5 separate regions of the Mus musculus genome follow, and all the other regions are linked to region 1. Evidence: chromatin loops called from intact Hi-C (ENCODE). Cell type or tissue: left cerebral cortex. All regions are shown on one strand.

Evidence for each region. Hi-C counts contacts between places; a loop is a spot of excess contacts. Peaks named below come from ENCODE experiments on the same cell type or tissue, not always from the same donor. Only the 100,000 strongest peaks of a DNase experiment are listed, where the experiment ranks them.
Region 2: it touches region 1 in a loop (3-fold over the local background); 20 of 42 quality-filtered maps call a loop at or near these places.
Region 3: a loop joins it to region 1, with 4 times the contacts of the local background. A loop is called at or near these places in 5 of 42 quality-filtered maps.
Region 4: it touches region 1 in a loop (2.8-fold over the local background); 5 of 42 quality-filtered maps call a loop at or near these places.
Region 5: a loop joins it to region 1, with 3 times the contacts of the local background. A loop is called at or near these places in 4 of 42 quality-filtered maps.

The regions. Positions count from the first base shown.
Region 1 is chr10:54,074,157-54,079,156 of GRCm38, reverse strand. It overlaps Man1a (mannosidase 1, alpha), which reads left to right and starts at 3,420. Exons shown (of 13, transcript NM_008548.5): 1 at 3,420-3,631; 2 at 3,887-4,741. The coding sequence starts at 4,133. It overlaps Gm16998 (predicted gene, 16998), which reads right to left and starts at 3,235. Exons shown (of 3, transcript NR_038016.1): 1 at 2,304-3,235; 2 at 754-934. In left cerebral cortex, a CTCF peak has its summit at 1,939; DNase peaks (open chromatin) are centred at 3,843, 3,979, 4,378, 4,641 and 4 more places; H3K4me3 peaks cover 2,704 bases; H3K27ac peaks cover 2,618 bases.
Region 2 is chr10:53,860,750-53,865,749 of GRCm38, reverse strand. No RefSeq gene overlaps it. Among named protein-coding and RNA genes, the nearest start is that of Fam184a, 110 kb to the right of the region's middle. In left cerebral cortex, a CTCF peak has its summit at 2,091 (motif pointing left); a DNase peak (open chromatin) is centred at 2,091.
Region 3 is chr10:54,556,818-54,561,817 of GRCm38, reverse strand. No RefSeq gene overlaps it. Among named protein-coding and RNA genes, the nearest start is that of Gm25602, 150 kb to the left of the region's middle. In left cerebral cortex, a CTCF peak has its summit at 2,978; a DNase peak (open chromatin) is centred at 2,988.
Region 4 is chr10:55,977,688-55,982,687 of GRCm38, reverse strand. No RefSeq gene overlaps it. Among named protein-coding and RNA genes, the nearest start is that of Msl3l2, 130 kb to the left of the region's middle. In left cerebral cortex, a CTCF peak has its summit at 2,360 (motif pointing right); a DNase peak (open chromatin) is centred at 2,364.
Region 5 is chr10:55,765,680-55,770,679 of GRCm38, reverse strand. No RefSeq gene overlaps it. Among named protein-coding and RNA genes, the nearest start is that of Msl3l2, 340 kb to the left of the region's middle. In left cerebral cortex, a CTCF peak has its summit at 2,911 (motif pointing right); a DNase peak (open chromatin) is centred at 2,917.

The sequences.
Region 1 (5,000 bases):
GTTTGGTTTGGTTTGGCTTGGTTTGGCTTGGTTTGGTTTGGTTTGGTTTGGTTTGATTTGGTTTTTTGAGACAGGGTTTCTCTGTATAGCCCTGGCTATCCTGGAACTCATTTTGTAGACCAGGCTGGCCTTGAACTCAGAAATCTGCCTGCCTCTGCCTCCTGAGTGCTGGGATTAAAGGTGTGTGCCACCACTGCCCTGCCTTTTTTTTTCTTTTTTAAAGATTTTATTTATTATATGTAAGTACGCTGTAGTTGTCTTCAGATTTCATTATAGTAGGTTTTGAGCCACCATGTGGTTGCTCCGATTTGAACTCAGGACCTCCAGAAGAGCAGTCAGTGCTCTTAACCACTGAGTCATCTCACCACCCTCCATGCACTGCTTTTTACAACACTATTAACTTGCTAAAATATTGCCAGTTTTCCTTGAGTTGTGCTTACAATTATGGTACTATAAATGCTAAATCTACCTTTCGTTCATTTATTTTTGGAAAAAAAAAAAACAACTCTGAAATTCAAGTAGCCATATTAACCAGAGAATGCTTTGACTATTCTTAAAATTTCAAAACATAAGTATCTACAAATTGTTAAAGAAAGACACTGAGATAAAAGTACTGAAAGAGAGATAAAGTGAGAATTCACTTATAGGTAAGTGGCAAACAGGACAAGAGAGCTTTACATCAGAAGGACTAGCTGAGAGAGAGAGAGAGAGAGAGAGAGAGAGACAGACAGACAGATAGACAGACAGACAGACCAAGTTTATGCTAGCCCATTCACAATGAGTAAACAGTAGTCCTGTCAAAACCGCTGGGTTCACAAAGATCAAGGCATTCCTTCAGGTAGGTAAGCTGCAGTCTTCACTCAAGAGACAGAATAAAGATTCATGGCTTGAGAAACTGGAAGTAGTCTCATTCATTTCCCATCTCCATGTTTTTCTGAGAGAGAAGATAAAGAGCTCTAAGCACTGAGATCAAGACACCGTGGCAGCCCGCTATAGCATGCTCATTCTTACCTGCTGTCTGTCCTCCCTGCTTTCCATACATACATGGGGCCTTGGGTGGCTATATAAAGAGATTTGCAAGGCAGATTTCATTAGCATATGCCTTAAAATAACTCCACTGTGAGTCTGTTTCAAACCTTCTGTAGCCCGAGTATGGGCATTTCTCAACACGTTCTCAACCTGCTTCACACAGATGGGCATCCTTGAATGTGGACTTATATTCCATCACACAGGCTAACTCTTTGTTAAGTAGATTATCAAAACCAAACTTTAATTACAATAAACCTACATCTAATGATAAACTGGGGGTGGGGTGGGATGGGGGAATCTTAAAGTAAGTGTCACAAAAGTGAACCAAAATAAAAAGAACAGTCCCCTTAAAAGTTTAGAAATAATATATATAAATAAAATTTAAATTTCGATGTGCTAAATTTTTAATGCATCCACTATAGGAAGTATCCTAAATTCCCAGATTGATTTGGAGTCAAGATTAAGGAGTTTAGAAACAGAATTAGTTAAGACTTCTCTGTCATATCCTTGTATATGTACTTAAAGGTTGATTTTATTACTTTCTGGAATACATATACCAAATTAAATCAAAGTTCATAGGTATTCCTGTCTCTTTAAAATTAATCCCATTTTTAAAACATAGTTGGAAAAATAATGGCAGCACAATTACCATCACCAAATGACCAGAAAGAAAGCAACTGGCTTCCTCAGGAGTTAGCCCCTGTTTCTAGGGATCTGTCTTCCTTTCTGTGAGGTAGCTGTTTCAAGGGTCTCATTGAGATAAACACTATTATTTCAGTCATTAGGTTTTCAACCTAAGCACAACCTACAAATGTACTTTGAAAGAAATTTACCTTTTCGTCATTAAAAGAAAACATTATTGCTTTCATTTTTAGAGCTAAATCTATTACCCTGCTTGGATATGCTGCACTCTTCTGGGCATAGAATTTCATAGCAAGTATCAAAATAATCAAGCTATGAAGTCACATTTATCAAGCCATAATTTCTTATTAACCAGAACTTCTGACTATGTTACTGGCTCATTTTGCACAAACCCAATACACAACAAACAGTGATGGCTAAAAATGATAATTAACATTTAAACGAAAACGACCTTAGGATTTCTGCCTTGGCTTTTTTACTTTATGCACACAGCACAACACCTGGAAACAACTGTGCTGTGGGCACTCTCCTGGAAGTTGCCAGCTGTTTTCCTCTGGTTTAAGACAAGTAAAGGGCACACTTTAAAATCATGTTTCCGGAGAAGGTTGAGGGTAAACAGAGCTGCTACAAACCAGCTTTCAGGAGTGGGAAGTCAGTCAAATTTCCCTCTGGTAACTGTTTCTTTGTGGAGCAACAGGGGATTCATAACACAGTTTGGGAAATGTTTTCTTGTCTCTTCACCCTGAGGCAGGGGGTTCCCAGCCAGGTCAAAATGTAGATCTATGCAATATCAGCAGGGCATTCCAATGGATGTCATGGGAGGTGGAGCCAGTTTCCATGACATTCCATGAGACTGAATACTGCAAGGCTGTGTTGAAAACAATCTCTGTTGGACCAAGTCTTGCCTTCGCTGGGAGTTGTCGCATCCAAGACTTAATTTCAACAGGGTTCAATTTATTGCTTGGAGCTCTGGCAGCATAAAACTGTCTTCTTTGAATGGAAAATTTGACCAACTGCGATGAGGTAAATGAATTTCGAAAGTGGGGGGGGTGTGGGGGAGTGTGGGGGAGTCATACAACTTTTGTTGTTGTTGTTGTTTATTGTAAGGGGAAGAGGGTGTATACTTAGAGCCCCAAGCAGTCCCCAAACCCCAAGTCGCCTAGGATGTAAAAGGCTCTTAACGAGGTAGAGTAGAGAGCTCAAAAGCTTTGTGGAGGAGCCTGGAGACTTTGGATTTGAGAGTTATTGGGCACCGGGGAATCCCTGTCTTGGGTAATAAGGGGTGGCTGGAGAAAAGCCTTCAAAACCACTTCAAAACCACGGCTTGCCCCCGCAATCCCCTGCATGCTCTTCGGGATCGCCAATTTCGAGTACTGGGGCAAGCTGTCGCTACCATATTAGTAGTGGTCACTCGGGGATCCACTACCTTTGGGGCTTCGGCTTGAATAGGTTTTGGGCGGAATAAGCTCGGACCAACTCCGGCTCTGGTCCTCCGGGCGAGTCTTAACACGGCTCCCGGGCGCAGTTCCAGTCCTCGGGAGCCCAGGGGAGCCGCGACCTCCCCGCCTCTGCCGGGTCCCGGAGAGGCAGCGCTTCCCGTAAACTCCCCGCCCCGTGCGGCCCCCTCCCCGCCTCGGCTCCACCCCCGCGGGACCCTGGGAGGCGTAAGATTGGCCCGGACGCGCTGTCACTCTCCGGACGCGTCACCGCCCTCGTTTCCGACCGCTCGGGAGACCGGCAGTGCTATTAGTGCACGGCGGGGCCGCGACGGAGGGCAGTACGGTGCCTGGTTCGCTGGCTCACGCCGGCAGGTCGGTGCGCTCGCTCACCTGAGCCGTGTCCCGGGGCCTCAGAGCCACCCGGCTGTACGCGTGCTACCACCCGCCGGGAAGCGCTCGGAGATGGGCAGCTGGAGAAGTTGACGAACCCCCTACGCACGCGGCGCCCTTGCTGCCCAGAGGTGCGCCGCCCTTGCCACCGAGGTGCCCGCTGTGCTGACCCAGATGTCGCGGGACACCCTGCCTCCGCGGCTGGAAAACTTCACCCCAAGTCCAAAGTGGGCTCTGAGGGTGGTGCCCGCGGCTGGACCCCGGGGTTGCCTGCCGGGATACGGTCCTGCGGATCCCGGGTCCAGGGGAGGGCGGAGACCCCACTGGAAACTTTCTCAGCACCTTCCTAACCACTGCGCTTTTACTGTCTCCTCTCCCCCCAACAGGGGCTGCAGCCAGCGGTTTGCCGCGCGTGCCTGTTTGCCAAAGGAGCCGCCCCGGCGAGGATCGCCGGAGGGGAGCCGCTTCAAGCGGGGAGACCCGCAGCCCAGACACGCGCTCTGGGCGGCCTGGATGCGCAAGAGCCGGCCCCGCAGCCGCTGACAGCCGGCGGCAGCGAAGTTTGGCTGCTGAGCGGCTCGGCGCCGGGCCCCTGGACAGACTGTCAGCCGGCGGCTACAACCTCCGGAGCGATGCCCGTGGGGGGCCTGTTGCCGCTCTTCAGTAGCCCTGGGGGCGGCGGCCTGGGCAGTGGCCTGGGCGGGGGGCTTGGCGGCGGGAGGAAGGGGTCTGGCCCCGCTGCCTTCCGCCTCACCGAGAAGTTCGTGCTGCTGCTGGTGTTCAGCGCCTTCATCACGCTCTGCTTCGGGGCAATCTTCTTCCTGCCTGACTCCTCCAAGCTGCTCAGCGGGGTCCTGTTCCACTCCAACCCTGCCTTGCAGCCGCCGGCGGAGCACAAGCCCGGGCTCGGGGCGCGTGCGGAGGATGCCGCCGAGGGGAGAGTCCGGCACCGCGAGGAAGGCGCGCCTGGGGACCCTGGAGCTGGACTGGAAGACAACTTAGCCAGGATCCGCGAAAACCACGAGCGGGCTCTCAGGGAAGCCAAGGAGACCCTGCAGAAGCTGCCGGAGGAGATCCAAAGAGACATTCTGCTGGAGAAGGAAAAGGTGGCCCAGGACCAGCTGCGTGACAAGGATCTGTTTAGGGGCTTGCCCAAGGTGGACTTCCTGCCCCCCGTCGGGGTAGAGAACCGGGAGCCCGCTGACGCCACCATCCGTGAGAAGAGGGCAAAGATCAAAGAGGTGAGTAAAGCCTGCCTGAAATCCCACTCACGCTGCTGTTTTCTGGGAGGTTTGATAAACGATTGGAACTTAGGACTTCACCTTTATCATGCAAAGGCGAGGGAAGTCATCGCTTCCACCACCGTGCCAAAGGCTACACGTTTTTCCTTTTACTACCTCAGGATAAGTGACCAGTGAGGATCTGGGGCTGAATCCCATTGAACTTGCATGCTTTGGTGAGCTTAAGCTATAAGAGGCAGGGGTGAGTGAATACACTGGG
Region 2 (5,000 bases), 210 kb after region 1:
GTCTGCATAATGTTATTTATATGTGTGTTTAGGGATGACAATTTGGTGTTGGATAATCAATTGGTGTGCTCTTCCCTGGGAAAGACTATAGTTCTTTGTGTAGGGCTGAGGGGTCCTGGGCATTCCCCTGTCTACTTCAGCATGTCTATTGTTATTGTCCTTGTTTTTAAGCTCATGTTTAGGCAGTCGTTTTGGTGAGACTTCATGGATGTAGCTTCTGACATTACTAGGAGACAAATCTCACAGCAGCTCTCTGATCCTCTGGCTCTTTACAATCTTTCTGTCCCCTCTTCTATGATGTTCCCTGAGTCTTAGGTGCTGAGTTGTTTTGTAGATGTATCTATTGAGACTGCTCTCTAGAACTCTGCATTTTGATTAGCTGCGGTTTTCTGTAATGGTCTCTGACTGTTTCAAAGAGAAGTTGCCTTGATGAACAGTAAGAATTACACTTATCTGTTAGTATAAGGACCAATATTTAGAGGGTAGTTGAGGGTTATATGGGTTTAGGAAAGTGGCAGTTGTGAGTTCTCCCCCAAGATCCATGACTTTGCTACCCATGGTAGTTGGGTAGCTTTCTGGTAGTAGGCATGATTTCCCTCTTGTTGATCAAGTGTTAAGTCCAATTTGACAGCTGCTGATCAAGGCTACACTACTGGGATTGAGCTCCTAAATAAAAGAGACAGTTCCTTCGGAGCTATGTGAACCTCTCTCCTGGATTGGGGGGCAGGGGTGGGAGACTGTTTGTTGGTTTATTTGTATTTAAATCTTTGGCCATTGTAGCTCAAAAATGTATCATCCTATCTGTGCTTTCATCTTACAGTTCTCTGTATTCAGCTGTCTTTTTTTGGTTAATTTTTTTTCTTTTTTGTAAGGACGTGGGTCATCATCTTAGCCATTCATCTTACTGAGCACCTCAGGCAGGATCTTCACTATAAGCTGAGACACTGAGGTTTTGAAAGCCGTCCTTTCCTTGTCTAAATCGATTGCAAAAACTGTCTTGCCAGGTTTAGGCTACAAATTCAAACTGTCTTATTTGCTACTTTGTATTTCTAAAAAGCCAGGAGACTTTCTATTGCTGAGCCTTACTCTGTGGTCATCCACATTGCTCGAAGAATTAGACATCCATCTCTAAACACCTATTGGGCATATTATCTCATTTAATCACCCAAACATCTTGAGAAAGCAGCACATTTTATCTGGGCTCCCAGAAAAGCAAATTGAGGGATAAAGAAATGAAGAACATGTTGCCAAGGTCACAAGTATGGATTGAAACAGAATTTAAATTGCCCCCTGGTACACACACCTCTACTTGACCCCGAAGATCTATTTTTTCCCACTGAGCTAAGCTGCCTTTCATAGAGAGCCTGGGGGCTTTCAGGCTATCATGAGGTTACATTAGGAAATAAGGAGTGCAGATAAATTCCCCCAGTGCTCTGTTCCTAAAAGCATACAGAAAACAAACCTCAGACCCAAAGACTTTTGCATGAGCCAAGAGAAGATGAAAGGAATTATCAAATGCTTATATGATTACCTGGGTAACCTTGCCAGTGCTCTCTCTGTAAGTGCATGGTGATCAGCCAGGGCAGTGGAAGGAGTTTTTTTAGATATGGGCATTTTTCATTTACTCGTGTGATTTGCTAAGCTTGGTATGTGGGGAGGGAAATGGCTGATGTCTACTTGGCGTAACAACGGACCAAAAAAAAAAAAAATGAAATCATTTCACTCATGCTTAGAAATGACATTTTAAACCGTCTTCAATCTAGGTGTATCTATTTCTGTGTTTGTAGCCCCTGGGAGAATAGGACCTGAATTCTCATGTGCTGAGAGCAAAGTGGAGATCTGTGTTAGGCAGTAGGATGATCCTGAAGAGGGAGAGTTAATGTTTGACAAATGTCAAACACAAATGGCTATTGATTAGTAAGAGGGATCATTGGCAAGAAGATATTAAGACTTTCAGGGGACTGCTGACTGTTACCAGTTTTCACTTTTGTAATATTTGAGGGGAAAGCAAAGGCAGATAGATCTTGACTCCCTGAGGTTGGGCAGCTTGACGCTTTCTAAGAGCATCTGTAGCTTTCTAGTGCCATCATGTGGTCGCTTCTGAATTTGTTCAAAAACCCTGCCAGAGCCTGGCCTGGTAGAGAAGCTACATGATTCACACAGCAGCCTGATGAGATGGCATAACACTTAACTGGCTGGTGCCACATCTGATATTCAGTAACAATGGGTATGCGCTGAGGAGAAGTTAGGAAAAGAATTGCTGAGGAGCTCGCTGGAAGTGGAGTGGATGGAGCCAGCAGAATGCGGGCTTTAGGACTTGATCATGTAGTCAGGAAGTGGGCTAGGAAGAAATGTATCCACTGAGATTATGGTCACACTGATAGGCCAGGGCTCAAAACTCAAGTTTTAATCCCTGAAAAGGAAGATTCAACAAAGGTATGTACGGGTCGTGATCATCATATCATGGAAGGAAAAAGAAGAAGGAACCTGAGATGAAACAGTTACCTAGCCTGCTCAGTGGCTTTTAGAAGAACCTGCTATCCCTTATACTTCTTCAAGAGAATGCCTGAGTCTTCAGAGTCCCTCCTGCCTGCTCGTCAAGAGAAAGGTTCCTGTTGGATACTTCCTGCTGTGCCTTTTACCTCCAAAGGGGGACAGAATCTTTACACTAGAGACAACCAGGAGGTCTAGAGCTGCATCTTCTGGGGGGAGGGATAGTTTTGGGGCGTTAAAAAAATCAATGTGTAGGAGGTCACAGGCTCTGTGTAGACAAACAAATCCAAAGCAAAGGAGAAAAGTAAAACTCTGTATTTTGAGCCTGCTACCCAGAAGGAGTCATCCATTGTCCCTTGTGTGTTGGCAGATGTAGATTGCTTTGGACGCAGGTGTGGGTTACTTTGTAGTACAGAAATAGAAACTCCTGAAGTTCTGACATGGACATGGTAAGAGGAAGCTTCAATAGAAGAGGCTAGAAGCGGAGCATGCTATATGGTTGGTCAGGAAGTGAGGGTATGTTTGTCCTCTGTGGCTGTGATACTTCCTCACTTGGACGTGAGAGCCAAACTTAGAGAATAGGACTATTCAAGCCCTCACCATGTGGGGCTGGTTGTAGCAGTTTTGCATGCTTCCTAATTGTCAAGAGCAATAAAACCTTGACTTCCTTCAAGTCTTATTTTACAGGGGGGCTAGTCCATTTTGATCATTTGTTTTTAACTCCAAGGGGCTACAACTCAATAATCTGACTAAAAGCAAAGGGTCAGTGCTGGGAGACCTCCCTTTTGAGTCAGAGACGAAGCTGCCACAAGATTCCAATTCTGTTCATTATAATTGCTGCAACAAATTACCTGACACAGAAACTTACAAAAAGGGAAATGTACTTTAGCTCACAGTTTCAGACATTAGTCAGCTATATTCATTGCTTTAGGCCTGAGGCAAGACATATTATCAAGGCAGCAGGGTGTGCTCCCCTAAGGCAGAAAGAAAGAAGCTAGGGCAAGATCCAATCCCTTAGCACATGCCCTCAGCCTCAAGTGAACCACATTGTCAAGTGGCCATTCCCCCCAAAACACAGCACAGCCAACTGGGGACCAAGTTTTTAATACAGGGGCCTGTGAAGACATTTAATGTTTGAACTACAGCATCACCCCATCTGGTCAGAATGATGCCTTTGAGTGGACAGGACCATGATGAAGGCCACTGGCAAATGCTGTAGTGAATTAGTGGCTCGGACCAATAGCTAAGATGGACTTATGCTAAGCCCTTCCTGGCAGCTAGGGTATGGCCAAGGAATGCAGTTATCTGCAGTCTCAGTCATGGAGAAGGTACTGTAAGAGATGAATATCAGGGAAAGAAGAAAGTGCCCCTGAGGTTAGTGAGAACAGAGTAAAAGTAGCTGATTTGGTAGACTACTGGGGAAGATGAAAGATGGGAGATGAAAGGAAGTTGCCAGTGATTTGTCAGTGTCTTTGTGCTAACCTGATCCAGGTCAGAACCTCTGTTTGACTTTCTAGATATGACCCTAAGCTGGAAAGAACAGAGGACTTGGCACACAAACCTAAGGTGCTCATCTGTAAGGGGGAACTTTTCATTTCTTTTTCATCACTGAGGATCCAACTCCAGACCTTACTTGTGGCATCTCTAGGAGAGAGTGGCACGTGTGCTAATATCATTCGCATACAGACGGAATAATCCCAAGCTGTGCAGGAGCAAAGCCACGGTGCTTTTCTTTCCTGTCCACAATTTTTATTCCCATCTTTATGCATTCTTCAACTAGAGGTGGACCCACACAACTCTCTTCTAACACTGACATTTAGTTGTCAAGTGCTTATAAATTGTGCAGTTGCACAGAAAACTCCAGTTGTAGCAAAATGGACTGGACCTATAAACGCTCTCTTGGAATGGTCAAGATTGGGTGAGTTAACCAGAAAGGAATTAGGTTCCAGGTGAGAGTGTATTTGTTTTTAATTTCCAACAGCCCTCCTTGAGGGCTGATATGGAAAGATAAAACGTTTACCCAAATCTTGTGCATAATTTAAGCTCTGTCTATTTTCAGCCTGAATAGTTCCTCAATATTTTCCTTTCAGTTTATCTCACAGTTGTCATTAAACCCATTTTGAGAAGGAAAATATCGGTACTGAAAATTTGAATGTCAAGCCACGTGTCATGAATGTCTCATACCTATAATCACAACACTTGGGAGAATGAAGCCAGGAGACCATTGAGAGGTTCATATTAGCCTGGGCTACACAGTATACTCTAAGACAGCCTGGACTACAGAATAAGGCCTTATCCCCAAAGTAAAACTTAACTAAAATGGAAGACTAAATATAAATGCATAACAACCATGTTCTTCAGTCTAGGCAGTCCCCCAGGAATACTGGGAGCACACTTGGAGAATTGCTTAAGGAACAGTAAAGGCTTTGTCTTTCATGCCAGAAGACCTGGTTCCAACATTTTCAGCTGTAAATGATGAACAAATACTCAGCCTCCATAAGCTTGAG
Region 3 (5,000 bases), 480 kb before region 1:
ATATTAATATTAAAATAAGACATAAAACATCTCCCCAATTTCCTCCTCCCTTCTAGCTGAATTTCCAGTGACTACCAGCTCCAGCAAAGATCCTCTTCCCAGATATAAACTGAGACCTAGGCCTAAGAATGTCATAGTTTGCTGCTTACCCTGAGTTGACATTTTAGTTTCTCTTTTTTTGAGAAATAATTTAAATGTTTTTTTTTAAATATACAGAATGTTCCTGACAGTCTTCCGGTCTAAGTATTCCATGGGTTCCTTAGCTAAAAGCTTTTCTTTTTGTCTTTCTCTGTTAGCATGCCAGGATCTGACATTAAAAATCATTATGACTAACAGTTATTTGACACAGTATGCATCCAACCATAATATATATCATTATGCAATTTTACTTTGGCAGAAATCAGGTGAAACAACTTGTTCTCTATTTATCTCTTTTTTATTACACAAATTATTACATCCATTCCTTTTACCAATAAAGAGATTTTTACATAGTGTAGTCATCGAAGGTCCTCACTCGTTCCACAATCAGTCCATCTGGTGATTATATGTAGAAAGAAAATACATAAACAAAACAGATCAGTTCCTACTGAACAAAAATTACAAGGAAAAGTCAAAATAAGAAGAAACCAAACCCCCCTCCCCAATGCAGAAATATCAAGGATAGCCTGCTCTCAAGTAAAATACCTAGTGGCTTTAAAAATAATGTTATGTCAAGAAATCTTACTCAGCCTGTTTTTATTTCTATTTGACCAGTAAGGTTTTATAAAGAAAAAAAAAAAAGACATAGGTACTTTAGGTACTTTCTGAATGTATGTGATTGAAGAAAACCCATAGAAATGAGTACTGGCATGGAAAGCCTGAGCAGATGGCCATACCTGTCTCTATCACAGTAAAGTAGCTAAAACATGATTGTGGGGAATCAGGGTTGTAAAGTGGTACACACACAGGAGGTTGTCCAAGACTGTGAGGTTCACTTAGACTCACGTCTTTTATAAATAAAGCATATGTTTTCTACAATTTATGAAATACCAACATATCTTTCCCTTAAAATTTAAGAGAATGACTGAAATCACTGACAATCTCAAAACACACATAAATTGTCTGAAAATATAAAACAATAATGATAAAAATGATAGTGATAGTATTTATAGTTATCTCAAAACCCTCATCACAAATAACTAATTTTGAATATTTTTGCTCTTCAAACATATCCTTAAAATTAGCTTGGCACTGTCATCCCTCTCTTGATCAGTCACAGCAGGAAATTTTCCTTCTCAGAAAAGCATTCTGACATTTATGTTCATGTTTTGTCATCTCCCTAAAGGAGATAGATCTGTTTACATGCATCTCATTTTAGGAGTGTTCTGATGAGATGTAGGGAGAATTAAGAATGAATAAAATTGATCTGATTTAACTTGTTATAACACAAGCCCAGTGACTTATCACAAAACCTGTCAACTATGAGCTGTGGCCCACTAAAGAAAGTTCCCTACTACAATCACATGAATTTGCACATGTAGGAATCTAGCAGAAAAAGCCACTATCATATTCAGTTTCTTTTCCCAAACCAGTATTTCATATCCATACCACTAGTTGTGTTCAAGACAAGTGACTCACATACCAGTTATAAGTGTCTTATGCTAGGGCATAAAGTCATTTCTTTATATCTAATCTAAATGAAGCTGCAGATATTGGGCTGCACTGAAACAGTCTACAAATTAAAATTGAGTAAAAGGAAGAAAATGAATATGAAGATGATGTCCAAAACTTTGCCAATCTACATCATCTAAACCAGCTTAATATATGCACTGTTGACATAAAAGTATAATGACTAGTTTTATACTTGATGTTTTTGTAGTCTTGTTTGATAGATTTTTTTAAAACAAAAAACCAAACAAACAAATATAAATGTTTGTTCAAAACCATTCGTGTAGAAATAGGATGCAGGGAAAAATCCAAACAAGCAGATCTCATGGTTCAGAAGCTACTCTGTGAGTTAAGTCCCTCATCCCATACATGTGATACCCACATTACCTTGTTTTTTCAAGTCCAAAAGAGGACAATAACATTTTGTCTCATGATGGAAAGCGCAGTAGGCTTGAGTAGATCCACGTTTCTCCCAATGTTTTCTACAGAGCAGCCATACAGACACTTCCTGTTGCCTTACCAGCTATGTGCAATCTCTGGCCTCATCCTAGGCACCCTGAGTCAGAATCAATTTTGACATAATTCTCTAGGAATTGTGATGAACACTATATCTTTCTGTGGCCTTCAGGCACAGATAATGACTTGTGAACCCAAGGCCTTAGCCTACTAACATTTTGGAGACTTGAAGCAAGTGTTAGACTAGCCTGACTTTCATGTGAACATGAACAAGGTGACTTTGTCTGTTTATATATAAACAAGGATGCTAACTCTTTCTTTCATCTGTTAGAATTAAGGTTATATTTGCACATGTTTTTAAGAACACTAAAAATCCAGCAGACATTATCAATCTCTTATATCAGCATTACCACCTTTCCAACTTGTGCCTCATTGACATACATCATTTAGCCTGATACATTTCCATCTTCTAGTTCTGATTCAAGCTCCCTCTACTATCTTCAAATAGAGTTACACCCTCCTTTAGATGTCATCCAAGAGTTATACGCATGTCCCATGTATCACACAGTGATAGCGTGTCTTTTCTTTTGAAGGTCTGTTTCATCTGTAATCATTTGAGTTCATTCCCATGGTTCCTGGTAAAGTGGGTAATTTTACATTGGCCACAGAACTTAAACTGCCATCTGTGTGCTTCTTTTCACATACATTTGAACTTGTGAGTTTTTTCAACTTCAACTCCTCTAGATGTGATTCTTACCTATTATTAGATAATGAAAGGGTAAATAGTTTAAGCTCCAGACCCATGATAGTGGTCTCTATTTAGACAAGGATGCACCCCTGATGACAACTGTCTTATTATCTGATCCTCTGCTGCCCCCTAAGGGCCTCTCATCACTCTGCCCGCTGTCCTTGGACCATGACTATTCAAAACTATTAAGAATCCTTCTGATTCTAGTGTTGAACATGGAGTATTTCCCAGTCTGTTCCAAGTTTTGCACCATATAGTGTGTGCGTGAACAACAAAACATACTCCTCGCATTTTAGAAACACACTTCACCCATTTTAGAAAATGCGTGTTTCATGATGTCATTTTCACTTTCCAGCCTTCCTTTAACCAAAAGGCATGTTTACCTCTCTGTTTTTCATCTCACTAAATGAGCAACCCTGTCAGTGGCACCCAAACCACTGTTGAACATTAGAGCAGACCTTCCAGTACAAGTGATACCTCTTAGGTTAATAAAAGTAGCTATAATAAGTCTTGGCAGAGGATAAGAGGAAAAGAAGTGAATTTCCGAGAGAGGTACAAATCTAGCAGGGCTGAAGGGAGAAGCATTTTAGGTAGAGAGCGATGGCTTAGAACAAATTAGAGAAAAGGAAGACTGGGGCCTGGAACACTGAGGAATCATAATAAAATCCAAATCTTGTTGAGGAACTACACTGAGAAACAGCTGCTTTGTCTTCAGCAGAAAATGCTGTGATTAGATGGACACTGAAAACCTTGCCTGAGAACATCATTATGGCAATTGAGGCAAGGAGAATGATGACCTCAAATAGGTGAATGGAGGAGACGATAGATGGATATAGGAGAAGCCAAATGATTGGAGTTGGAGATATAGGCACAGTCAGTAGTCAAGGCTATGAGGATAGCATGCTCAAAGATTAACTTAACTGAGGCAAGTATTTAAGCACAAAATAAAAATTAAATTAAACTCAGCCTATGTGCACGTTTTCAAAGTGCTCTTTGATAAGCACTTAAGAACAAAGGGACATACTAACAACTGGTGAAATGAGTTATAATACCTGCATTTGAAAGATGATTGCCTCCATAATGAATATAGAACTTTTAAAATTCAACGAGAAAAGCAAGCTAATAGGAATATGGATAAAGAGATGGAACCTACTGCATGGACCCTGGGGATTGAACTCAGACAATTGCCTTTATCCACTGAGCCATCTCACCAGCATCTCAAATATTTCTTGAAATAATAGAAACCTATATAGCTGCTTTAAAAGTCAGCTTAGTCATTTTTAAAAATACAATAATAAACAAGCCACAGCTTGCCTTCTCGATACTCGTCCAGAAGAAATGAAAATATATCCCCACACAAAACCATAACCAAACATTCAAAACAATTTTACTGATAATAGACAAGTAATGTATTATAGCAGATTAACTATAGGAGAATAATATAATGAAATACTACTCATGAATGTAAATGAATAAGCAACTAAAATAAATAAGGACTAAATAGATGACCCAGATGAGCAAGATATGCTACAACCAAAGGTTGTGTAATTTCATGCTGTGTAATTTCACAGAGTGAATAGGAAACTCTAGAAGTGACTAGTCTGACACATGTTTAGAGGAAAGAAATCAATGACTTACTGAAACCCTGATAGAACTGATTGGGAATGAACATGAACACAGACAATGTATAGGTAGTAAGAATGTTATTTTCACATGATGATATATATAGAAGATTCTAATGTGTTAATAACACATGCATCCAAAAACACATTCTACTGTTTAAGTCAACGAAGATATCTTTATTGAGAGACATTTATTTTTATACTATTATTGTGATTATTTTTAATATGTATGTGTATATGCCTGTTTGCGTATATGCAGGTTCACATGTGTGCATATGTGGAGGCCCAGTGGAGTTTTCCTTGACTACTCGATCTTATTTAATGAGGCAAGATCTCTCATTTGACCCTTAAACTCTCTGATAAGAGCTAGTCTGGATAAGACAGCATGCTCTAGTGATCCTTTGGCATACTAAAATTACAGGGAGGCTCCCCTGCCACTGTCATTTATGTGGGTCCTGGAAGCCCAAACTCCAAGAATTTCATTTGTATGGCAACCCCTTTAACTGTTAAGCAATCTCCATAACCCA
Region 4 (5,000 bases), 1.9 Mb before region 1:
GGAAGTATACTGAGGAGTTTATCCTAGAAATTACTTCAAAAGTAAGACTTGAACAATGACACTATCAATGAATATGCCCATCTGCAAGGGGGGAATATTACTAAGTATCGCCCCTCCAGAAGGAACTGCAGGCAGCTAATGACTTCTGGGAGGAGCAATAGCTTTGCCTATGAATGAGCCCGTTACAGGTTGTTCAATGAAGAGTGCTCAGTCCCTAAATCATATAAACACAAAATAATCAAACATGTGTTTATAGGCTTTGTTTATATATCTGTGTATACTTATACATACATATGTATGTATAGCAATAATACTTTTTGAAAGTGTTGTAATTCTGTTTCAATAAAGCATCCTAAAATACTTCTAAATGGAATATATTCAATTTATACAATGATGGGTTTCACCATTTCATTTTTCACACTCATGCCTGATGTATTTTGACTATTTTTACCCTCTTTTCCATCTCTTTTCCACTTCTACTCCCAAACTCACAAATTTAACCCCATTTCTTTTATGAGATTCTCTTCCAGTTTTGTGTTGTGTGTCTGTGTGAAAGTGTATGTGTGTGTGTGTGTGTGTGTGTGTGTGTGTGTGTGTGTGTAAGAGAGAGAGAGAGAGAGAGAGAGAGAGAGAGAGAGAGAGAGAGAGAGAGAGAGAGAGAGAAAGGAGAAGGGAGAGGGAGAGATTGAAATTCAGTGAATTTCACTAGAGCTATAACAAGAATGTGTGGGAATGTGACTGAGATTTGTTTACAGGACCATGGGTACGTTCCTAGAAGTCACCTCACTGTGGGGGAAAATATTTGTACTGAACAAGGTGGCTCTTAGGACTAGCTGACAATGACAACGTACTATCTAGGGTCAAGCCAAAAGTACAAGAGGCATGTCATGCCACTTCCTCAGCCCCTTACGTTCCCCCCCCCTCTTTCACAGTGCTTCTTGAGCCTTGGGGCAGATAATATGTATGTCCCACTTTTGGCTTATCACAGTCTTATCCTCAGTGTTTAACCAATTATGAGTCTCTGTAGGGAATGCTAACCACTGTCAAAAGAAGCTTCTCTGATCAAACCTAATAGTGGTATTACTCTATTGAAATAAATATGGTTATCTAAAAGGGAGTTTCTCATATACAATCACAGCCATTTAAAAAAGAAAGAACAACAACAAAAAATCCCAAACAAACAAAAATAACATAGCAGTGTCACCTCTTCTAAACCCTATGAATTCTCTTACCATTTTTATTTTTTTGGATTGGATTTACAGTATTTGATGTGAATTCCTTTCTATGAAGCAGGCTTCAAATTCAATATGAAAGTTTTAGGTTATTACTATAACAGATTTGCCACTATTACACCAGTGGGCTTCTCTTCCCTGGAGGGGTCAGCAGTGTAGATGCAAAGTCCACAGCTGAATAATATTGCTGATTACAGCTATCCTCCAGCAGTACGAATATCTCCTAACAATACAAAGAGTTCCTGAATGTCAGTTCAGTATCTGTGAGCTTCTATGAGCCCTGGTTAGTTGAGACTGTGGACAGTGTTCTTGTGATGTCCTTGAACTCTCTGACTCTTACAATCCTTCCTTTCCCTCTTCTACAGAATTGTTGGGCACCTTTCAAATTAATGTTGATGTGGAGGTCCCATCCCATTGTGAGTGGTGACATTGTTAGGCTGGTAGTCCTGGGCTCTGTAAGAAACCAGGCTGTGCAAACCATGGGCAGCAAGCAGCACTTCTTCAAGCCCTCTGTATTAGCTCCTGCTTCCAATAAGGAGGGAGCTGCTAGCCCAATTCCAGCTTGAGTTTTCTATGTTCTATGGCTAAAGCATATGTCATCTTAAGCAACAGGATCTCATCACTTAGTTCTGGGATAAAACTAACAGGCATTCAAGTAATCATGTTTTATATAGGCATTCTTATTCCAACATTCTTATTACCATCAAATGTGGCAACAGGTAACATGGGGGTTCAGTGGGTTGGCCATATACTGCAACTGATAGTCAGGCTTGACACTCTTCATATATTTTCCCTTTGGACTTGGAGAAAATGTGTAGTCTGTGAATTGGGGGAAAAAAAACCTAATGGCAACAAACTATAAATAGAAGCTACCGGGGAAGCAGAGGGAGTGACTGGTTTCTCTTCCCTGGGGAAACTCAATCTGACGAGGCTCCTTCAAACTTCTGTGAGAGTCTGTGAGAGTAGATGTCATAAAAGCTGAGGTAGAAGAGTCAATTTTTTTTATGTACTTCGAAGATCTTTATGGTCTCTAAGGAGGAGAAATATTTATGCATAGAGATCTCAGACCATCTCCTTCCCCATTTAGAGAGGAGCTGGTTCTGGAGAAGGGTGTTATAATTAAGGCTGCCACTAGATGGCCACACCTTCACATCCCCTCATGGTACTGAGGGAAAGCAGGCTCTCTAAAGAAAATTAAGCAAGCTTCTTTAAAGTAGCACAAATTGATCTTGGATTATGAAGCACTTCATAAAGGTTGATATAGAGAGATAGATTCCCATTTGGAAATGAGATTAGAAGACACTGTCTCTGGCTCTTCGAGAGAGACATGCCTGTCCTTGAGGTCTTTATAGTTCCCACTGTGAGCCACACATTCCCTTCTTGACAGCATTATGTCAGTATGTGACAGATGATGTGTTGGGGCAGGGGGGGCTTTTATTCCCAGTCACCAAGTTTTGCATCCATTTTATGTACTTGATTCCCTACTGTCCTTCTTAGGGTTTCTACTGCTTCAATGAAACACTATGACTGAAAAGCTCACTGGGGAGGAAAGGGTTTATTTCGCTTACACGTTCACATTACCATTCATCATCAAAGAAGTCAGAATATGCACTCAAACTAAGCAGAAATCTGAGACAGGAGCTAATGCAGAGGCCATGAAGAAGTGTTGCTAACTAGCTTGCTGCCTTGGCTAGCTTGCACAGCCTGCTTTCTTATAGAGCTCAGGATCACCAGCCTAGGAATGTCACCACCCACAATGGGATGGGAACTCCATTTGAAAGATGCCCTACAGTTCTGTAGAAGAGGGAAAGGAAGGATTGTAGGAGTCAGAGAGTTCAAGGACATCACAAGAACATTTTCCGCAGACTCAACTATCCAGGCCTCATAGAAGCTCACAGATTTTGAACTGACATTCAGGGACCCTATATGGGTCTGGCCTAGGTCCTTTGCACATGTGTTATGGTTGTGTAGCTTGGTGTTCTTTGTGACTCCTAACAGATGGTCTCTGACTCTTTTGCCTGATTTTGCCCTGCCCCCCCTTATTGGGTAGTCTTGTTCAGCCCTGAAATAGTGGTATGTCCCTAATCTTTGTTGTTGTTGTTGTTTTTGTTTGTTTGTTTTTTGATACAGGGTTTCTCTATATAGCCCTGGCTGTCCTGGAACTCACTTTTTAGACCAGGCTGGCCTTGAACTCAGAAATCCGCCTGCCTATGCCTCCTGAGTGCTGGGATTTAAGGTGTGCGCCACCACGCCTGGCTGGTATGTCTCTAATCTTATTGTAACTTGTTATATCATGTTTAGTTGAGATCCTTGGGAGGCTTGATATTTTCTAAAGGAAAACAGAGGAGTGGATCTGGGGGGAAAGAGGAGGTGGGAGAACTTGGAAGAGCAGAGGGATGGGAAACAGTGGTGGAGATATAATGTATGAGAAAAGAGAGAAAGAAAGAAAGAAAGAAAGAAAGAAAGAAAGAAGAAAGAAAGAGGAGAGAAAGAAAGAAAAAAAGAAAGGGAAGGGAGAGAGAATCAGAGAGGATGAGAGAGAGAGAGAGAGAGAGAGAGAGAGAGAGAGAGAGAGACTTGTGTTTGCTGGGACTGGGTCCTCTTTTGAAGGTAGCCAAGTGGGATAGACCTTAAGCTAGACTTGGTTTAGTAAGGATTGCTTACTATTAATAATATTTACTCACCTTGATTCTTTGTTATTGTGGGGCCAGAAGCCACGGCTTCAGGCAAACTATAACCTGTTGTTGCTTAACAGTGGGGTATTAGGTAATGGATTTATTGCTAGTGCTCCAAGCAGCTGGCTTGGCTGGCCTTTCACTGAATATGATGGCTAACTTTTTGTGAACCGGAAAGGAAAAAAGTTAAAACACTTTACATAGGTAAATATGCATATACACATATACATCCATACACTCACACTCTGGTCTGTCTCTATCCACTTCACAAGTGTTCAAGCATGTTTACATACATAAATATGCCTACACATATCCATATAAACAAACAGACATATACATCAATGTCTGTGGATGGATGGGTGGATGGGTGGATGAGGCAGAGCTCCCGTAGAATGGTCTTACCCCATAAAATGGTTCCTTGTATCTTTGTCAGGCACACAATGGTCGAGGAAGGCCAACATTCCTAAGAATTCATCAGAATAATCGCTTTGTTTAGCAAAGGTCACCTCCTCTCTTTCTGTAGGAGCAGCCTCTAGAAAATACAACAGAAAACGGGGAAATCAACAATGGCACATGTTTGAAGGTAGCTGACCAACGTGTCAAGAGTAGTCAAAAGCTTTAAAAAGGGCCCAGGAAGAGGGCGTAGTCAGTAAAGTTCTGACTGCTCAAACAAAAGGACTACAGTGCAGATTCCTGACCACCACTGGAAATACCAGATGAGATTGTAATCCAATTCCGGGAAAACAGAAGCAGGAGGATTCTTGGAAATGGCTTCCTGTACACTCTAGCTGAGTTGGTGAGTTCCAGGTTCACGGAAGAGATCTGGTGTCGGGCTGGAGCGATGGCTAAAGGTAAAGACTGTGCACACCTGAATAAAGCGAAAGTAAGAATTTAGTACAGTTGAGATGAACAATGGCATCAGCCTCAAGTCAGTTGGTGACCCTGAGCTATTTTCTGAGCTTCTGGATTATTGTTTCCAACAGTTAGTGGCCTAAGTTGGTATACAAGGGAATAAAATAAAATCAGTAAACTTTTAGTGTACATGAAGTTTCCATGTAGGTTTGTATGAGAAATTCTGAGCTTTTATTTGTTT
Region 5 (5,000 bases), 1.7 Mb before region 1:
GTTATCTCATCTAAAAATCTTCATTTATTTTAAATATGTTCACTCTCCAAGTTGGAGAGATACCAAAACAAGCTTTATAAAAATATTCCTAAATATTTCCACAAAACTACAGCTTTTAAAAAAAGTACAGAACTCAGTGGTATGTATCTGATCAGGCTTCAACAAAATGCTTCTCCATCTACTTGAAAGTAAACTCATAGCTTAACGTTCAATTTTCTAGTTCACGGATTGTGATCAATGCAATTTTAGTGCATATTGCTTACTTGTAATACAACCCACCAGAATATATTGCTGGATGTGGCAGTTCACAATCAGAATCCTAGTATTTGGGAGACTGACACAGAGGATTGATATGAGGTTCAAGTTAGTTTGGTCTAAAGACCAAGATCTTGTCTCAAAAACTAAATGATATAAAAAATTTAAAAAAACCTGATAATTTGTCATAGAATTTACAGAGAAATTTCATAGGAGCCATTTATACAAATCATTTATCTATCTATTTATTTTTACAACATATGAACTGTCTATGAAGAAAGAGTAACAGTGAGAAGCAGGATGCAATTAGTTTTTAAAAAGATTTTCTTCAATCTCTGAAGCTGTGATTCACTAGTCCTGGCTGTTTATGAAACATCAAGTGTGTGTTCTTTGACCTCTGCATAATTTATTTAAACACAAGCTCAATAACTTTAAATGCAGCTATCATCACAATGCTTCAAACAATGGTCAGCGATCTGTGAAGATTCGCTGTGCTGTCTCATTAAACCGAAAACTCCTGACAGTCTGACATAAGCACAGCCTAACTGCCTTACAATTAGACATACTATCTTACAAAAATATTCACAGCATGGCCTTGACCTCTGCGCTAATTAAACCTCCCTGGCTGTCAAAGCTTCTTCCGCATACACACCCCTCCTTAAATAGGCCCAGATGTCAAATAACTCATTATTTACAAAGGCACTACTGTCAAATATCCACACGTGTGCTATTTTCATCCCAGAAGACCTGGCTGTTTTCCCTAGCAAGCTTTGTGCACTCACAATTTCAGATTGTTAAGGAAGATGTCAGAGTCAGGTAAAAGTGTGAAAACTGTAAATGAGAAAGTAGAAGAATGGAACCTATCAGGAAAAAAGGAATAGGGGACTCTCAAGGTAGCCAGTGGACTAGAAAGCATGCAGTAAGGAAAGAATGGTGCTCTGGATATTTGGGGCCATATGGGCATGTGAGCCAGAAGGGAAAACTGTACCATGAAGGTGTTGTCTAAGGACAAGAAGGAATGCAAATGGTTACCAATGGTTCCAAACTGTTCCATGATCATTCTTCCACTTAAATATATGGCAGGTATCTATTTAACATATGAGCTTATAACCTGGGTGCTAAGGGTCTGGAAGGAAGCAAGATGTATATGCTTGCTTCCCAGTAGAAATGACTGTTAAGAACTTAAAGCTGTAGCCTGACTGTGGAATACTTTCCCCAGTAGGACTGCCTTGTCTGGCTTCAGTGGAAGAGGATGTGCCTTATCCTGCAGAGAATTGATGGGCCAGTGTGAGGGGACACTTGGGGGGGGGGGGAAGTGACCCTCTCAAATAAGAATGAGAGGGAGAATACGGGGAGGGACTTTGTGATAGGGGAGTGGGATGAGGCAATGTTTTGGTTGTAAATAAATAAGTAAATAAATTATTTTTTAAAAAAAGAGAACCTTTAAAACAAAACAGAGTATCTGTTGAGGATGAGTACAGTAAATGGGAATATCCAGTTAGTAGTATTGTTATTCTGTGATGAGAACAACTGAGAAGGATCTTGAATAATAGTCAGGAACCTCTTTACATAACAATGCAGCTAGTTCGGAAGAGAAAAACTCACTGTGGAGATTCTTGCTATGATTTACATCAAACCTTGTTACCCAGGATGTTAAATACCTGGGGTTATTAGCCTGATTGTGGTTCTTTGTCTTCCCACTAGACTGGGAGCAGTGCTTAGCTCATTCAAGGCACCCAGTGAATAATGACTGTGAAATAATTGAATGAGCAGACATAACCAAGGCAGCTGACATAATCATGGTAGATCCCTACCAAAGCAAGCTCACTGAGAAGCTAGAGAAAAGACCCTTGTAGCTTGGTATAGGAGGGAGTCCTCTGGATCTGGGAGATGATGGATCTGCTCTGAGAGCCTGTTCCTCAGCAATCATGTGAGAAGAAAAAGCAGTGAGACCATAAAAAAGGAAATGTGATGTCTACTTTCTAGAGAGAAGTGGAGTCAAAACATTTTTCTCTCATGCGGTACTGATGTTTCCCCTTCTTCTTGAAGAAATATGTCTATTCCATATTAAGTTTGATAGCCTGTAAACAGAAGTCAAATAATGTAAATGTATCAGAGTTATTCCGATAATTCCTGCTCTACATTATTTTGCACAATGACTGAAGAGAGTTAAGACTTGGGCACCTTACAATTATAATCAGGTCTAATATAAACATAGAATTTTAAAATGATAGAGAAAACAATTTTAGAAATGGAAAAAACACACACACAAACACACACAGACACAGACACACACACACACACAACTACACACACAAACACACACCACTAATATTAAAGAATGGGAACACAATACGAGTGACAAAGTACTATTCTCTTGAACAACCAAGAGGCAGATTTGCCAGTCCAAATGAGGAACATACCTCAACCCCATAACACAAACTTTGAGAACAAACTGTCTCTAGTAGGACATGGTTCATGACTAATTCTTTGCTGCACTTCGCAAATTCAATGGGGAGAGAGGATTAGAAAGCACATCTTGGGAGCCCCTGTGCACTGTTCTGACCTTGAGATAAGTAAAGCAGATTCCAGTAACTGGAAAACTTCACAGGAAACACAACTAAGCTCTCCACCTCTCTGTAGACAGAAAAGACCACCAGGGGTCACTGTGTAGCAGGATAATGGAGAAGCCTGCCAGGTTCTTCCACAGGTTTTTTCTGAAGAACAAGGATGGAATGGATTCTGTTGGAAGCAACCATTAGCTACTGATCTCAGTCTTGGTCACTGTGTTTCAATTGGTGTCTTTGTCTCTCTCTCTGTTCTTTCTGTCATGTTTCTCAGTCTGTTTGTCTTTCTCTTTCTGTCTTTGTTTCTCTATGTCTGTCCCTCCTCATTCACTTGTTGAGACAGTCCCATTAATTGGCTCTGGTTTACCTGGAAGTTGTCATGGTAGACCAAGGTGGCCTCTCACACTTGCAGTACTCCTGCCTCTTGATTCTAAATATTGGAATTATAGATGTGCACCACCAAGCCCAGCCTCTTTTAACCTAATTTCAGAAGAAATAAGACATTTCCCTATCAAAAACAGACTACATTCAAACAAAAGGAGCCCTTTTCTTGAAAGTGTCCACACCTTTACTCAAAGGTCCACATAATAGCAAAATTCTACTTTTCCAACCAACATCCATATATAGTGTCAGGAGAATCCAAGAAAATTCATTTACTTTATGTAAGAGAAATTGAAATGTCTAAGCAAAGAAACCAAAAATAAGGAAATAAGTAGCCTAGCCACTGAGCAAGTTGTAATAGAGTAAAATAAAGGAAAGGGGAAAAAATGAAGGTAGGTCCAAGGTGACAAGTGGACATTATTTAAACCAAGGAAAGGAAGACATGTGAAAACAATCTTTGCTTTTGACATTCCAAAATAGGCTTTGACATAAAAGCTCACTCATGAGTACAGTAGCAAAGAACTACCTGATTATAGAGCTGGAAAACATATTAGATATATCGAAATGGTCTATATTCTTCAAGATGAAATTCACAATTCCGATTCAAGCTCAGATATAATGAGAGTAAATAGAGAAGATAGAGGCAAAGAAGTAAAACCATGTCAAGAGTAGAATAACGGTTAACAGAGAGAAGATGGGGCATTGAGTGAGGAGGGATGAGGAGTGATCTAGTGAGTATCTGCCACAAGACTGACTTCCCTATCCCTCAATTAAAGAGACCCTTCAATGTTGAAGAGCCTGAGAGTGCGGAGCACAGACTCAGCAGTGCTGTTGGCTGCAATTAGACAAGGGATGGTAGTAGCTTGATCAAGGGGCTGACCGTCACAGTGATTGGAATACTGTGAACATAGAGCTTGCAGGGTAATGACTTAGATGCTTTTGTGTAAGATTCAGGAGTGGTGTAACTAGAAAAGCATATGAATTATAGTTGCATGTTTTATTTATGAGGAACCTCCGCATTGATATCTGTAGTGCCTGTACCAGCTTCTTTGAAGAAGGTCATTTTTGCCAACATTGGTTGTCATTGGCTGTCTTGATGTCAGATATTCTGGCTGGTGTGAGACCGAATTTAAAAAAAAAGATATAATTTACATTTCCCTGATGGGGAAGGATGTTGAATAAATTTTCAAATATTTATTAGTGGCTTTATTTTTAAATTTAAATTAACACACATATTATTCAGTTTTGTACAATATTTACTTTGTTTACTCTCATGTCATGTTCATTCCTATTAACCTGACCTGGCTATGTATCCTCACTTAGCCTCAGAGCCTCTTCTTTCATGTCACAAGGGTCCCATTACCCTTTCCCTTTGTCCCCTCAACACCACTTTGTCCCTCTTAGGCTTTCCTTACTAGTTCCATTGCTTGTAACCACATTCACCCCACCTTGTCCATCCAGTTCATTAGGCTACAAATTCTTAGATGACTTAGTTTCATTTTGTCTTTAATTTTTGCTGTTCTTCATATGTTCTAGATACTAGTCTCCTCTTTCATGCATAATTGACCTCCCTGCACCGCCCCTTCTGTAAGGCTTTCTTTTCACTGTGGTGAGCTTTAATCTTTTAAATTTTAATTATTATTATTGTTTTTTTTGCTATGGAGAGCTGTCTTAATTTCATTATGATTTTGTAATTTAATTTGCCAGTTCTCAAGATTATTTTCTGAGCTTTTGTAGTCCATCTTTTATCAGAAAAACATTGTCTAGCCTTACTTCTTTTTTTTTAAATTAGGTATT